Linked DNA regions of Homo sapiens: all the other regions are linked to region 2. The links are chromatin contacts, found by Hi-C or POLR2A ChIA-PET in ENCODE. All regions are on one chromosome and are shown on one strand. Each heading gives the region's core, a stretch centred on a gene start or an enhancer-like site at or near the end of the contact. The rest is flanking DNA. Distances are from core to core; before and after follow the strand shown. Region 1 overlaps CAMK4 (calcium/calmodulin dependent protein kinase IV). Region 2 holds the start of WDR36 (WD repeat domain 36). Region 3 overlaps CAMK4 (calcium/calmodulin dependent protein kinase IV).

Region 1 (4,279 bases), core at 1,591-4,090, 160 kb after region 2:
TTGTGTTACTTCTGGAGTCGTGTTAGCATAACAGAAAGCATCTGGGCTAGGGCAGAGTTATGGGATGCCAAGGCATAGTCATAGTTACAGGGTGCCAAGACACTGTCGTATTCATGGCAGCTCTGGGAATTACCCCTAAGTCTGTCGTCATACACTTTCCAAGAATGGATCTAGTTGGAGAAGTATTTTAAACCTCGTCAGAGTCACTTGTCTTGGCTTCTTCAGCTGACTTGAGTGGGGACTCTGATTGTTGGCTGCTGTAGTATCATCCGTGCCTAGAGATACAGGGCTCTTGCTGTAAATAGGATGGCATAACCATAAACCATGGGGTGAGTACCTTCTTATACATTTTTGTTTAGTATGGAGAAGTGTGGAGGAACACAAAGAAAACTGCATTCTTCCTTGGGCTTTTATGATATGACCAGCATTTTCTTACATATTTTCTATAGATCCTTTCTCCTAACCACCTTTAAATTTAAACATACTTTTGGGGAACTTGTGGTTGCTGGTAGAGTTAGTGTAAAAAATATCCTATGAGTCTTATAGGTCCCAAAAGGACTTACACGTAATACTCAGTTTAAGAACTCTACAATGATATTCTTAGCAGTAAGCTGGTAACTAACATAGTAATAATAATACTACAAAACAAGTTAATCATAATGTAATGTTAACCAAAAGAACTTGTAAGAAAAACTTTGACTCTATTATTTGTGACTCACTACATTTTTCCTGGAGAAATTATTTTATCCGTGATCCTACAGATTTTCAAAATAAGGGCTAGATAAGGAATGTGTCTGTAATTAATGACAGTTTTTGGTAGGGGTGAAAACAGCATTGTATAGACTAGAAAAATAATTCTAGTAGTCTACAGATTTTCACCAATCTGACAAATACTTAGCAATAGCAAGTGATGCTACTTCTATTGATGACAGCTGTGCATGGACAATGCAGAAAGAGATAGAGGGCTCAGGCTGTCAGTCATGTTTGCATTTGTCTTTGCTTTCTTATTTTTGTCAAACTTGCTTTCTTATCTACAGAGAACTTGTTTCTTGTAGGTTACTTGGCTTCCGCTGATTAAATAACTGGAGCAACACAGACACATGTACATACACACATTTATGTTCTCATTGGTAATGGCTTAGTTTTTGATGTGGAGGTGGGTTAATTTGACAAATGTCTGCATGGATGGTAATTTAGTGCACCTTTCCTGTCCCATCATTTTTGCCTTTCATCTTCCTCTAAAAGGACCTTCGGGTTCTGGCAGCTGCCCATGGAGAAGACTCAGAGCTGTGTGCTGATGGTGCTTTTCTAGGCAGACCTCTCAAGCCAGCAGCAGGTGCCGGCTGCCCTGCTTGCCCCGGAACCTGGGAGGAGAGACATTTCCAGTTCCGGACAGGGTTGGGCTGTTCTGCTGCAACAGATGGTCAGCATTTGGTTTTCTCAGTCATGTCACCTGGGGAACTCCAATACTGTTTTATGTTCTGTTTCTTACTTTTCATTTAAAAAGAAGCAGAAAGAGAAGCACCATGCCATATCAAAATAGCTGACAGCTTCCATGTTGAGAAAAATGAAAGACAATTTTTTGAAGAGAACAGAAATGAACAAATGTACATGGTGCATTTGCTAAAATGCTTAGCTACAATTTTATGATGTTGACTTTATTCCATTTTGTGAAAAACAGAAAAGATTAGCTACTGAGAGGTTATTGAGTATATTATATACAGGCTTTTCTTTCATTTTTCAATAGTAAGTGAGACAAAAATTTCCATTTTAATTTTCTAATTTGATATTCATATATGCACATGGATATTTCTTCATCTGAGATAAGACTGTCATTATCAGCTTCATTTGGTTACATAATGACAAGTCAACTCACTATTTAAACCATTCCCAAATAAATTTCAATTATTTAAATTATAAATTATCTGTAATGTTATATATAAGCATTTTCTTTTCACCTGGAAAAAGCATTTCAGAAATCTTTTTGTGTGCAGAAATAAAACTCTGGTAAAACTACCATAGTTTAAGATCTGAATATTGAATCTGGTTTATGAAAAATAGAAGCTCAGAATAAATTATCATTGTCTTGATTATTCCCGCACATGGATGTGGAAGTGACTCAAATTTTACTCTTAAAAGGTCTGTTTTGGAACTTGAGGGCAAGGGCCTTTGTTCTGCCTTCTAGGGTATAACCAGCTCTGCTCCTGCTTCATTAATGTCTATAAGTTTGTTACAAAGACAGAAACTGACAGGAAATGAATTTAGGGTAGGGGGCACTGACACCCAAAGGGAAGTCACTGTGGACAAGACCCTCTGGGAGGCTGGCAGAGATTGCTGCCACGTGGCCATGGCAGTGTGCGCTGTGAGATGATCCCAGATGTCTGCACAGAATCCCTTCCTGGAGGTGGAGAGGGTTGACACCCTTGTAAAACACAGGGAACAGACCTGCTAACCTCATTTAATGCCTTCACACTCTGTAATGCCAGAAACTAATATTAATATCAAAATACAAGTTTTAAAGTGTGTCAGAGATGATGTTCATGCAGAATGTGAAGAAATTAACATATTGAGAAGGAAACTGAAGAACCAAGGGGTCAGTTTCTCTCAGCATTCACAGAAATCTTCCTGCACATCCCATCTACTCCTGAGTATGTACATTTCCACCTGATTGCCAGCTCCCCCAGGCGAAGGAGTTGTTTCTGCTAATCCCCCATCAATGCATCATGCACACCGCTCTACATCATTAGGCACCTGCCTTTCTGTGAGTGATGGTGATAAAAATGAAACTAGCCAAGTATGTGTGGATCATTGGGTAAAAAGGGTACTGCAGTCAGGTTCTCGGGATTTCCCTGGGGACTTTTGTGGTTTGGAGGAGCTGTTTCTGTAGTCTGTGCAAATACTGTGATGAGGCCCACATCAGATGCTGGGGGGAAATGTGAAGCACCTCATGGCAGTAGCATCACAGTGAGCTCATTGATGAAAAAAGAACCCAACAAAATCCCAGTACTCCTAAAGCTATACTTTGTCCAACTTTTACTTAGTACTTAAAAAAAAAAAAGAATGGTTTTATGTGGTGTTTAAACTGGGCTGTGTATCAAAATTCCCTGGTGTAATTGAAGTACATTTCTGATGGACATTGTTTGAAGGTCTAATTTTGTAGTTGCATGTTGTCTGAACTACTGTTGATGGCCATGAAGCCCTGGTTCCTGAGCCTTATAAATAACTTTGGTCTGCCCATCCTGTGCCATCATCACTTCCATTGGATCTGCTCACTTTGGTGAGCTATGAATGGAAAAACTCTTCCCAAGTATCAAGCAATTATATTTCTCCTTACAAACAGAAAGTGTTTTCAGTGATCTTTATGATAATCTGAGTGGGTTTTCTTGGATTCATGCCCAGCAAGTTTATTTTTGTGTGTAGTAGGCTGATTTTCTGATTTTTCTGTACATTTCTTTGTAGAGTTTACCGAACTGTTTATCTTTGCTGACAACTTCAGCTAGGTCAGAGTTTGTGTAAATTCAGTGAAGCTTTAAAAAAGCCATGATCTAAAGTTCCCTAAGATCTTTATTGCTGACTTTTAGAGTCATGATTTTGTCACAACCTTAGCTGAGCCTGTCTCGGGAATGGAAACAGCAGCTGAATTGTGTGTTTGCATACCCGAAGCCCCAGACCATTCTTGCAAAGCCTCCATTATTTGTCTTTGTAGTCTCAGAAGCTTTGCATTTATGGATTCATTGTATCATCATTTTATGGCTATTTGGAGTCTCTGATGATGTTCTAATTAAATGCCCATTTCCTGCTCACCACTGTTTTATACCGCTTAAAATGCCAACTTCTCCCAGTGTATTTTTGGATATGTGAGTAATGGGTTGAATCAATAGTGTTATTGGAAATTAACTGTTTTTAAGGCTAATGATGTAAAGATTAAAAACATTTCCCCAAGGTCAGTTTCCTTATATTTAGAATGCATACACACACACATATATATAGCTGTATGTATTTTGATATAGACTAATCGATCACAGAATTCAACTGGATATCTCACAAAAATGATCCTGTCTTACATCCATACCATGGCTGCTACTCAGTAATAAAAAGCAAAAAATGATTGGTACATGAAATAACTTGGATGGACTCAAGGGCCATATGTTAGTGAAAAAAGCCAATCTCAAAAGGTGTGATTCTGCTTATATAACACTTTCAAAATGACCAAATTATAGAGGTAGAGAACAAATTAGTCGTTGCCAGGGATTAGGTATGGTGGTGCTATGGTGGGGTG
Region 2 (4,118 bases), core at 999-3,498:
AACAGACAGGACCCTCAGCTGCAGGTCTGTTGGAGTACCCTGCAGTGTGAGGTGTCAGTGTGCCCTGCTGGGGGTGCCTCCCAGTTAGGCTGCTCAGGGGTCAGGGGTCAGGGACCCACTTGAGGAGGCAGTCTGCCCGTTCTCAGATCTCCAGCTGCGTACTAGGAGAACCACTGCTCTCTTCAAAACTGTCAGACAGGGACATTTAAGTCTGCAGAGGTTACTGCTGTCTTTTTGTTTGTCTGTGCCCTGCTGCCATAGGTGGAGCCTACAGAGGCAGGCAGGCCTCCTTGAGCTGTGGTGGACTCCACCCAGTTCCAGCTTCCAGCTGCTTTGTTTACCTAAGCAAGCCTGGGCAATGGTGGGCGCCCCTCCCCCAGCCTTGCTGCCGCCTTGCAGTTTGATCTCAGACTGCTGTGCTAGCAATCAGCAAGACTCCGTGGGCGTAGGACCCTCCGAGCCAGGTGCGGGATATAATCTCGTGGTGTGCCGTTTTTTAAGCCCGTCGGAAAAGCGCAGTATTGGGGTGGGAGTGACCCAATTTTCCAGATGCCGTCCATCACCCCTTTCTTTGATTAGGAAAGGGAACTCCCTGACCCCTTGTGCTTCCCAAGTGAGGCAATGCCTCGCCCTGCTTCGGCTCGCGCACGGTGCGCGCACCCACTAACCTGCGCCTACTGTCTGGCACTCCCTACTGAGATGAACCCGGTACCTCAGATGGAAATGCAGAAATCACCCGTCTTCTGCGTCGCTCACGCTGGGAGCTGTAGACCGGAGCTGTTCCTATTCGGCCATCTTGGCTCCTCCCCTCTCCCCTCTTTTTTAATTTAAAGAACATTTACAAATAATTAGCAACTTGTTCACTTTTAAGTCATACCAAAAACATGGCTGAAAATGTGCACTGCTATTGAGAAATCCGGGGTACAAATGAAAATACAAGTAAGTACAACATGTCAAGGACTAAATAACAAGCTCTCATTCTGTTAGCATCTGCCCCTTAATGATCTTAACATCCAAAGTGTTTGAGGCTTTGTGCCAAGAACTATAAAATAAATCAAGATTTTTTTTGTTCAAGAATGTATGAGTCAGGTATTCAAATTAGCTAACAAGTGACTTTTGTTTCATAATAATTACATTTTAGAACTGGAAGGAACCCGAGAGAGTACACTGATCTGTGTAGAGACAGACCCTCTTTATCTCTTTCAAGTACATTTACATTAGTAAATATACCCTTTTTATCCCTCTCAAGTACTAGTATAGTTACGTTAGTCACTCGACCCAAACCTTAATAGGCTGCCAAAACGTTTTCATAAACGAAATGAAATGGAAATAAAACAGTAAGAGAAGAGGTTATTCCATATGTTGAACTTTGGTCCTGGGCTCTAAGCTCACCACTGTTTTAGTTAATGTTCACATGCTCAGAGATTGTTCCCCAAACCTACATCTTGGTAAGGCAGCTGGCTCCTGAGGAGTGAGGCGTCTTGACACCCACTTCACTGGAATCAGTCTCCTTCAGCATCCTAAGGCACTCAGCTCTAATGAACTGCCCGGACTCCCGTTTGCATTATGATAAGCTCCTCTTTAGAACCTCTACTGTCTGCTTTTGACAGCCGACCTCAAGGAATACTGACTTAATCCAGGAATCCCAATAACATTTAATATTTATCTTCCTTTTCTGGGAGGAATCTACACTTATCCAAGTTGCCCAAGTGAGCAGTTCCCTCCCCACAAGTAATTAGTTCTACTCCCCAGAGGGTCTGTGAGTGAATCCCTCTGTCAGTTTTGAAATGTCCCATTATAGTTTTCATCTGTAAATATGTCAATATGTATCCAAAAGATGAGGATCTTTAAAAACGTAATCATAATGCTACTATCATATGTAAAAATGAAACATAATTCCTTAATATCATCAGATATCCAGTGTTTAAATTTTTCCAGTCTCATGTTTTTGTACATTTTTAAATAATCACATGTTTAAATCGTTTCCATCTCCAAGGCGTCGACCTCCCCTCCATTCTCCTGGGCGTCGCGCTTCCCTCTTTGTTTCCCGCCCTTGCGGTTCTGTCGGAACCTAACGAGCTTCCTTCCACCGCAAAAGAGCTGGAGAACAATGCTAGGCAACGTGCTGGAGACCTTGGCCCTCGGAACCCAAGTCACGCCTCCCATGTGAGCTCTGGAGGGAGAACTTTATGTGTTGCACTGAGGGCAGTCTCCGGAAACGCGATTCGCAGCGGGCGCCGGAAGCGGTGTTGTGTCTGCAGCTCTGGCAGAGGACTGTTCCACTAGACACGCTGAAGGGACTGGGTACGTGTTTTCCTTCAGGACCAGAGCTGAGAGGAGCTGGGATCGCGGCGGCAATGGAACGGGCCTCAGAAAGGCGCACGGCCAGCGCGCTTTTTGCGGGGTTCCGGGCCTTGGGACTTTTCAGCAACGACATTCCACACGTGGTGCGGTTCAGCGCGCTCAAGCGCCGGTTCTATGTAACAACCTGCGTGGGCAAGAGTTTCCACACCTATGACGTGAGTGACTTCTTTTGTTAGCTTCCCAGGAAAACCACCCTCCTTGGCCTCTAACTCTGTCCTGGAGCAGTCCGGTTCTCCCTTCCCATTTACCACGGGCTTCCCTTCTTTAACCCCTCCCTGTCCTATTAATATTTCGCCATCCGGTCACGTCCACGTGCTGATTTGGCACTTGCAGTCCTCCTGGGGCGTGTTTCAGAGGCAGCCTGGCCAAGGGGAAACTGCTAGAGAACATCTCAGTTGTATGGCAGTAATATTTGTTCAGTGAATATTTATTGACCTTCCCTTGAAGGTGGAAACATAATTAAGACAAACCTCTACCTCTTGCATTCTTAATGAGAGAGAAAAACATGCACGCTATTACGTTATTGGTGACACGAGCTGAGTTAGAAATTCACTCTAGGTAGAATACATTGGGAGAACCGGAGATGGTGAGATTAATTACCGTTAGGGAAAATATCTAATAGCAATCAGTTATTTTCAACTAACGCAAAGTGTCTGGCACTGTCACTCTAAGCCTTGCAGCCGTTTCTTTGCAACATAGGTGTCATTATACCGTAGCACCTTTATATAATCTATTAAAGTAAATTTCAGATAAATCACTTGTTAGTGATGATTTTTTCTCCTATAACAGTTCATCGATCATTGTAATAGTGTCTCTTGTTTACTTGTTTCTTTTGTCTTCTCCGAAAGAATGTAACCTCTGTGAGAACAGAAACCTTGATGAGGAGGATGATAATAGTCAGTGTTAATTAAGTACTTTCTTTTCTGGAAAACAGGTAGAGTTGTCTCTCTTGGAGGATTGTGAATATCAAATGGCTTATTAGCAAAAAGAGCTGGGAGGTAGGAACTAGTTGAGTTAGTGGAAAAGGAAAGTGAGGGCAGAGCTGAGGTGAAGAGCAATTGGGTTTCTCAGAGTCTGAGCTGGTAATGGAGACAGGGTGGGTTAGAACCATATTAATCATGTGAAAGTATTTAGTGTTACCATTCTCTGCACTTGTTCCTTGCTTGCTAACTTTTGCTTTTGCTGGTTAATGTTTTCTTCCTTGAAATGTAATTTTTCTGAGTTTATTACTGAAATAACTCTTGAAATCTTGTCTTTGGTACAGTGTCTTTCCTGACACTGCATTACACACAGACACAGGTGTTTTTCCCTATATTCTACTTCCAAAGAAACCCTGTGGTGAGGAGAGTAACATATTTGTACATTTTATAAAGTTAACAATTTACTTACTGTGTGTTGACATTTAGTCATAATAAAGATGGCTTTTAAGTTCTCCTCTAGTTCTAACACTGATGATACATTCGTAACATCATGGCATGTAAATGTTCTTTACCCAGACTGTACACTGCTCAGATTAACCAATGCATTGGGCTGTGACCTCTAAAACTGAAAATACTTGGGAGTAAAAAGAAAAAAAAAAGGAGCTAATGAACCTAAGTCACTAATTGGGTCTACAAGTGCTCTATCCCATGACTATGGCTATATATGCTGTCCCCAGTCAGACTTCCTACAGTCCTACAGATTAGTTTCTTCTACAGGGGAAACTAGACAAGTTGTGAATAGGTGGTGGTAGTGATGGTAGTAGCTATCATGTA
Region 3 (4,478 bases), core at 1,164-3,663, 250 kb after region 2:
ATATGAATTAGGCGTGAGGAGCATGTTAAGGCCAACTGACAGATGAAGAGCCCCTTTCTACACTACGTAGTCCTAAATGTGGTAGCAGTGGGCTTTATACTTGAAACATATTCAGGAAAATAAATATTATATCTGGAGCCTTCCCCTCCATCCATAAGTTTGGCATGCAGTGCCAGGTATCAACATCAGGTGTTAATAGCTTTACAGAACAATGTGTGGGGATATAATATATATTTTGTATATGTATGTACACATATTATAGTTTATACGTAGTATTTCAGTTATAATGTACAAATACTACATATGATTTTACAAACACATTACAGGTTTGACAACTCTCTCTTTTTGTGTAATGAAAAATATGGTGGTCTATATTTTTAACTTTTTGCCTTTAAATTTTTAAATAAACAACTAACCATATTAGACAAAACTAGAGCTCAAAAATAATTTTTCTAGAATTCCTGTTAAAACTAATGTAAAAGAAAGTAGTAGAAATCAGGCTCAAAGTATTAGTTTCATTTCTCATCAAATTCATGGCAGAAAAAATTATAAATGGAATAATTTCTATAATTCTTTGGTCTTTTTGCTGAAGAATATGTTATAAATGGATAGACATGAGCAGTAAAGCTTTATTTTTTTCAGTTGAATGACTCCATAAATATAATATCCTCTAATGTATAATCTCCTTGCTTCTTTTGAATCTCAGGCAATTTTGTGGTAGTTCTCTCTTTATTCCATTTTGAAATGAAGATGCAACACTGTACAAGATGTTCTTTCTGTATTAAAAATTAACTGTTAATATGCTTTATGTCAAAATAGTTTTTATTTTTATATGAACATGCTGAAAATGTGATTGCTTTCTAAAATTATATTTACACACTTAAGTCAACTATTTAATTTCAATTAATAATATAGGTTATTTTTTTGAGAAACTGTTGAATTGTTATTTCCACATAAGTTCTTCTTTTAGCTTACTCTTTCTTGCCTTTAAAAATTTATTTCTAGTATACTTGTGTCCTGAAGTTGATCAGCCAAAAACGTATTTATTAATTGTTTCTTAAAAAGCTTTGCTAAGACAATGATTTATATATGGAATTTATTGATAGGTTAATTGAATGTGATGAGGAAATTAAGAAATGGATGCCATTTAATATTTTTTATGTGAATTTTTGAGTAACATTAATTTTTCAATTTTATTTTCCATAAGAATGAAAATTAGATTTTTAGTTTTCTTCTGTTTGAAAATCTTTCTCTTATATTTTTTCTTTTTTTTAAAATTTCACCACTTACTGTTAAATGAACATAGAATGGGTTGAATGCTATAAGCCACATTTTGGTAATGTGGTTTTTAATATTTTTAAACAATATAGTTCTTTTGGAAATTTTTTTTTACTGTATTTTCATTGAACTATAATTTCTGGACAGTAAATTTCACCTATTTTATTGCAGTTTTACTTGTTTTTACAATTGTATATAGTTGTGTAAACACCATAACAGTCAAGATATAAAATAGTTCTATCATGTGAAAAAAATTCCCCTATACTACTTTGTAGTCAATCCCTCTCCAACCTGTGAGAGTATTATAAATGAGATTCAACCAAGTTGTTTTGTGTACCCTCATTAATTCCTTTTTTATTTCTAGGTAGAATTTCACCATATGGATGTATCACAAATTGTTAATCCACTTCACAGTTGAGGGATAGTGAAACTGTTTCTAGCTTTTGGTGATTACTCATAAACCTGCTGTGACAATTCAGGTTCAAGTTTGTGAGTGAACATTGTTTTGATCTTACTTGAGTAAATACCTAGAAGTGACATACATAGGTCATATGATATGTTTAACTTTATAAAACATCGTCAAGCTGTTTTCAAAAGTGGCTATACCATTTTGTATTCTTACCAGTGATGTGTGAGAGTTTCAGTTGCTTTGCATCCTTGCCAGCCTTTTTTTTTTTTTTTAGGTCATTCAAATAGTGTTGTTGAAGTCACAATAAAAATATAAAGACACATCTCTAAATTTAATGTTTTATTTGAGAAGAAATAATTGCAATTTGGGGTGTACTTTCAGACTAGGTGGTCTTCAGTATGTCAAAAGAACAAAGAGGTTGGAGGTTGTATAAAAAGTAGAAATGTTATATATTGCTTTTTGAGAAAGGTCATTGGCACTAGTAAGGTTCTGAGGAACTGATAAGCTCTGATCGGTGAGTGACAGCAGTGGGCCAAATTAGTACTAAAGTTGCAGCAGTTACAAAGAAAACTGGTCTCTAGTTACAACAGGCAAGTTTCAGCAGCCGGACTTGTAAAGAACTATGTTTTTGGAGCAATGTTATGTGTCCCTAATGTCTTGCCCTGCTGCCTCTAGACTGTTTTAGTTGGGTATGAAAAGGATAATCCAATCTGTGTAATCAGCTTTCACAATGTGTAGTTGCATCTTCATGTGATTTTAGTTTCCATTTCCCAAATGACTAATGATGCTGTGGATCTTTGCATGTTCTTGTTTGCCAGCCATACATTTTCTCTGGTGAAGTATATGGTCAAATCATTTTTCATTGGAAATAATTATATATTTTTATAGTGTAAATATGATGTTCTAAAATATGTATACACTGTGGAATGACTAAATCAAGCTAAATAACATATGAATTACCTCATTTTTAATGGTGTAAATTAAAATTTACTTAGAACTTAAGAACTACTCAGTAATTTTCAAGTATACAATACATTATTATTAACTATATTATTAAGAGCTCTTGCATTTGTTCCTCCTGGCTAATTAAACATTTGTATCCTTTGAGTAACATCATATCTCCCTAGTGTCTCCACTCCAATCCTCTGGTGGTTGTAGGTTGTCTGTTAACTCTGTTGATACTTTACTTTATTTTGCTGTGCAGAAATTCTTTAGTTTAATTAGGTCCCATTTGTCAATTTTTGTTTTTGTTGCAACTTCTTTTGAGGACGTAGGCAAAAATTCTTTGCCAAGGCCAATGTCCAGAAAGGTGGTTCCTTGATTTTCTTCTAGGATTCTTAAAGCTTGAGGTCTTACATCTAAATCTTTAATGCATTTTGAGTTAACTTTTGTATATGGTGAAAGGGAGGGTCCAGTTTCTTCTCCATATAGCTAGCCAGCTATCCTAGCACCATTTATTGAATAGGGAGAACTTTTCCCATTGCTTGCTTTTGTCGAATTGTTGAAGATCCGATGGCTGTAGGTGTGTGGCTTTATTTCTGGGTTCTATATTCTGTTCCATTGGTATATTGTGTCCATTTTTAATACCAGTACTATGCTGTTTTGGTTACTGTATCCTTGTAGCGTATTTTGAAGTCCAGTAATGTGATGCCTCCGGCTTTATTCTTTTTTGCTTTGGCTATTCAGGCTCTTTTTTGAATGCATATGAATTTTAGAATAGTTTCTTGTAATTCTGTGAAAAATGATGTTAGTAGTTTGATAGGAATAGTGTTGACTCTATAGATTGCTTTAAGCCATATGCTTTGCCCATGTTTTAATTGAGTTACTTAGTTTTTTACTATTGATGTGTTTGAGTTCCTTATATATTTTGCATATTAACCCCTTATCAGATGTATGGTTTAAACATATTTTCTCCCATTCTGTAGGTTGTCTGTTTTATTCTGCTGATTGTCTCCTTGGCTGTGCAGAAGCTTTCTAGTTTGATATAATTTCAGTTATCTATTTTTGCTTTTGTTAGCTGTACCTTTGAGGTCATATCCAAAAAATTATTTCCCAGACCGGTGTTATAGAGCTTTCTTCCTATGTTTTCACTTAGTAGTTTTACAGCTTCAGGTATTACATTTGTATTTAATTCATTTTGAGTTGATCTTTGTAAATGGTGTGAGATAAGGGTCTTATTTCATTCTTTTGCTTTTGGATGTCCAGTTTTCCCAGCACCATTTATTAATGAAAATATTCCTTCCCCATTATGTGTTCTTGGCATCTTTGTCAAAAACCAGTTGGCCATAAATGTGTGGATTTATTTCAGGGATCTCTATTTGTTCCATTGCTCTATGTGTTTATTTTTATGCCAGTATCATGCCATTTTGACTACTATAGCTTTGTAGTAGATTTTGAAATCAGGTAGTGTGATGTTTCTAGCTTTGTTCTTTTTGCTCAAGATTACTTTGACTATTTGGGGTCTTTTGTGATTCCACAGGAATTTCGGAATTTTTTTTTACTTGTGTGAACAATGTTATTGGAATTTTGATAGGGATTATATTGAATCTGTAGATTGCTTTGGGTAATATGGACATTTTAACAATATTAATTCTTTCAATCCATGAACACAGGATATCTTTTCATTTTTTTGTGGTTTCTTCAATTTCTTTTATGCATGTTTATAGTTTTCAGTATACAGATCTTTCACTTCTTTGTTTACATTTATTTCTAAGTATTTTATATCTTTATCTATTGTAAATTGAATTATTTTCTTCATTTCTTTTTTGGACAGCTTGTTATCAGTATAGAG

The links. Hi-C counts contacts between places; a loop is a spot of excess contacts on that map. ChIA-PET counts read pairs that join two places held with the same protein, here RNA polymerase II (POLR2A). Pooled maps may share reads with other maps.
Region 1: a map with no recorded cell type shows a loop between it and region 2 (6-fold over the local background). The contact joins the enhancer-like site here to the promoter of WDR36 in region 2. A Hi-C loop is called at or near these places in 2 of 37 single-sample maps with no recorded cell type and 7 of 50 pooled maps.
Region 3: a pooled map shows a loop between it and region 2 (4-fold over the local background). The contact joins the enhancer-like site here to the promoter of WDR36 in region 2. A Hi-C loop is called at or near these places in 7 of 50 pooled maps. POLR2A ChIA-PET finds 5 or more read pairs at or near these places in 3 of 52 experiments (activated CD4-positive, alpha-beta memory T cell, activated T-cell and naive thymus-derived CD4-positive, alpha-beta T cell).

What each region holds. Positions count from the first base shown.
Region 1 is chr5:111,252,016-111,256,294 of GRCh38, forward strand. All of the region lies in intron 1 of CAMK4 (calcium/calmodulin dependent protein kinase IV), which reads left to right. Among named protein-coding and RNA genes, the nearest start is that of CAMK4, 30 kb to the left of the region's middle. RefSeq lists enhancers at 1,156-1,245, 1,296-1,345, 2,384-2,473, 2,694-2,963, 3,124-3,173 and 1 more. Within about 2 kb of position 2,841, at least 3 of the 41 ENCODE cell types and tissues checked have a DNase peak (open chromatin) inside an H3K27ac peak, as active enhancers do.
Region 2 is chr5:111,090,100-111,094,217 of GRCh38, forward strand. WDR36 (WD repeat domain 36) reads left to right here and starts at 2,249. Exons shown (of 23, transcript NM_139281.3): 1 at 2,249-2,519. The coding sequence starts at 2,358. RefSeq lists an enhancer at 2,099-2,538.
Region 3 is chr5:111,335,563-111,340,040 of GRCh38, forward strand. The region is part of intron 1 of CAMK4 (calcium/calmodulin dependent protein kinase IV); the gene reads left to right. Among named protein-coding and RNA genes, the nearest start is that of CAMK4, 110 kb to the left of the region's middle. Within about 2 kb of position 2,414, at least 2 of the 41 ENCODE cell types and tissues checked have a DNase peak (open chromatin) inside an H3K27ac peak, as active enhancers do.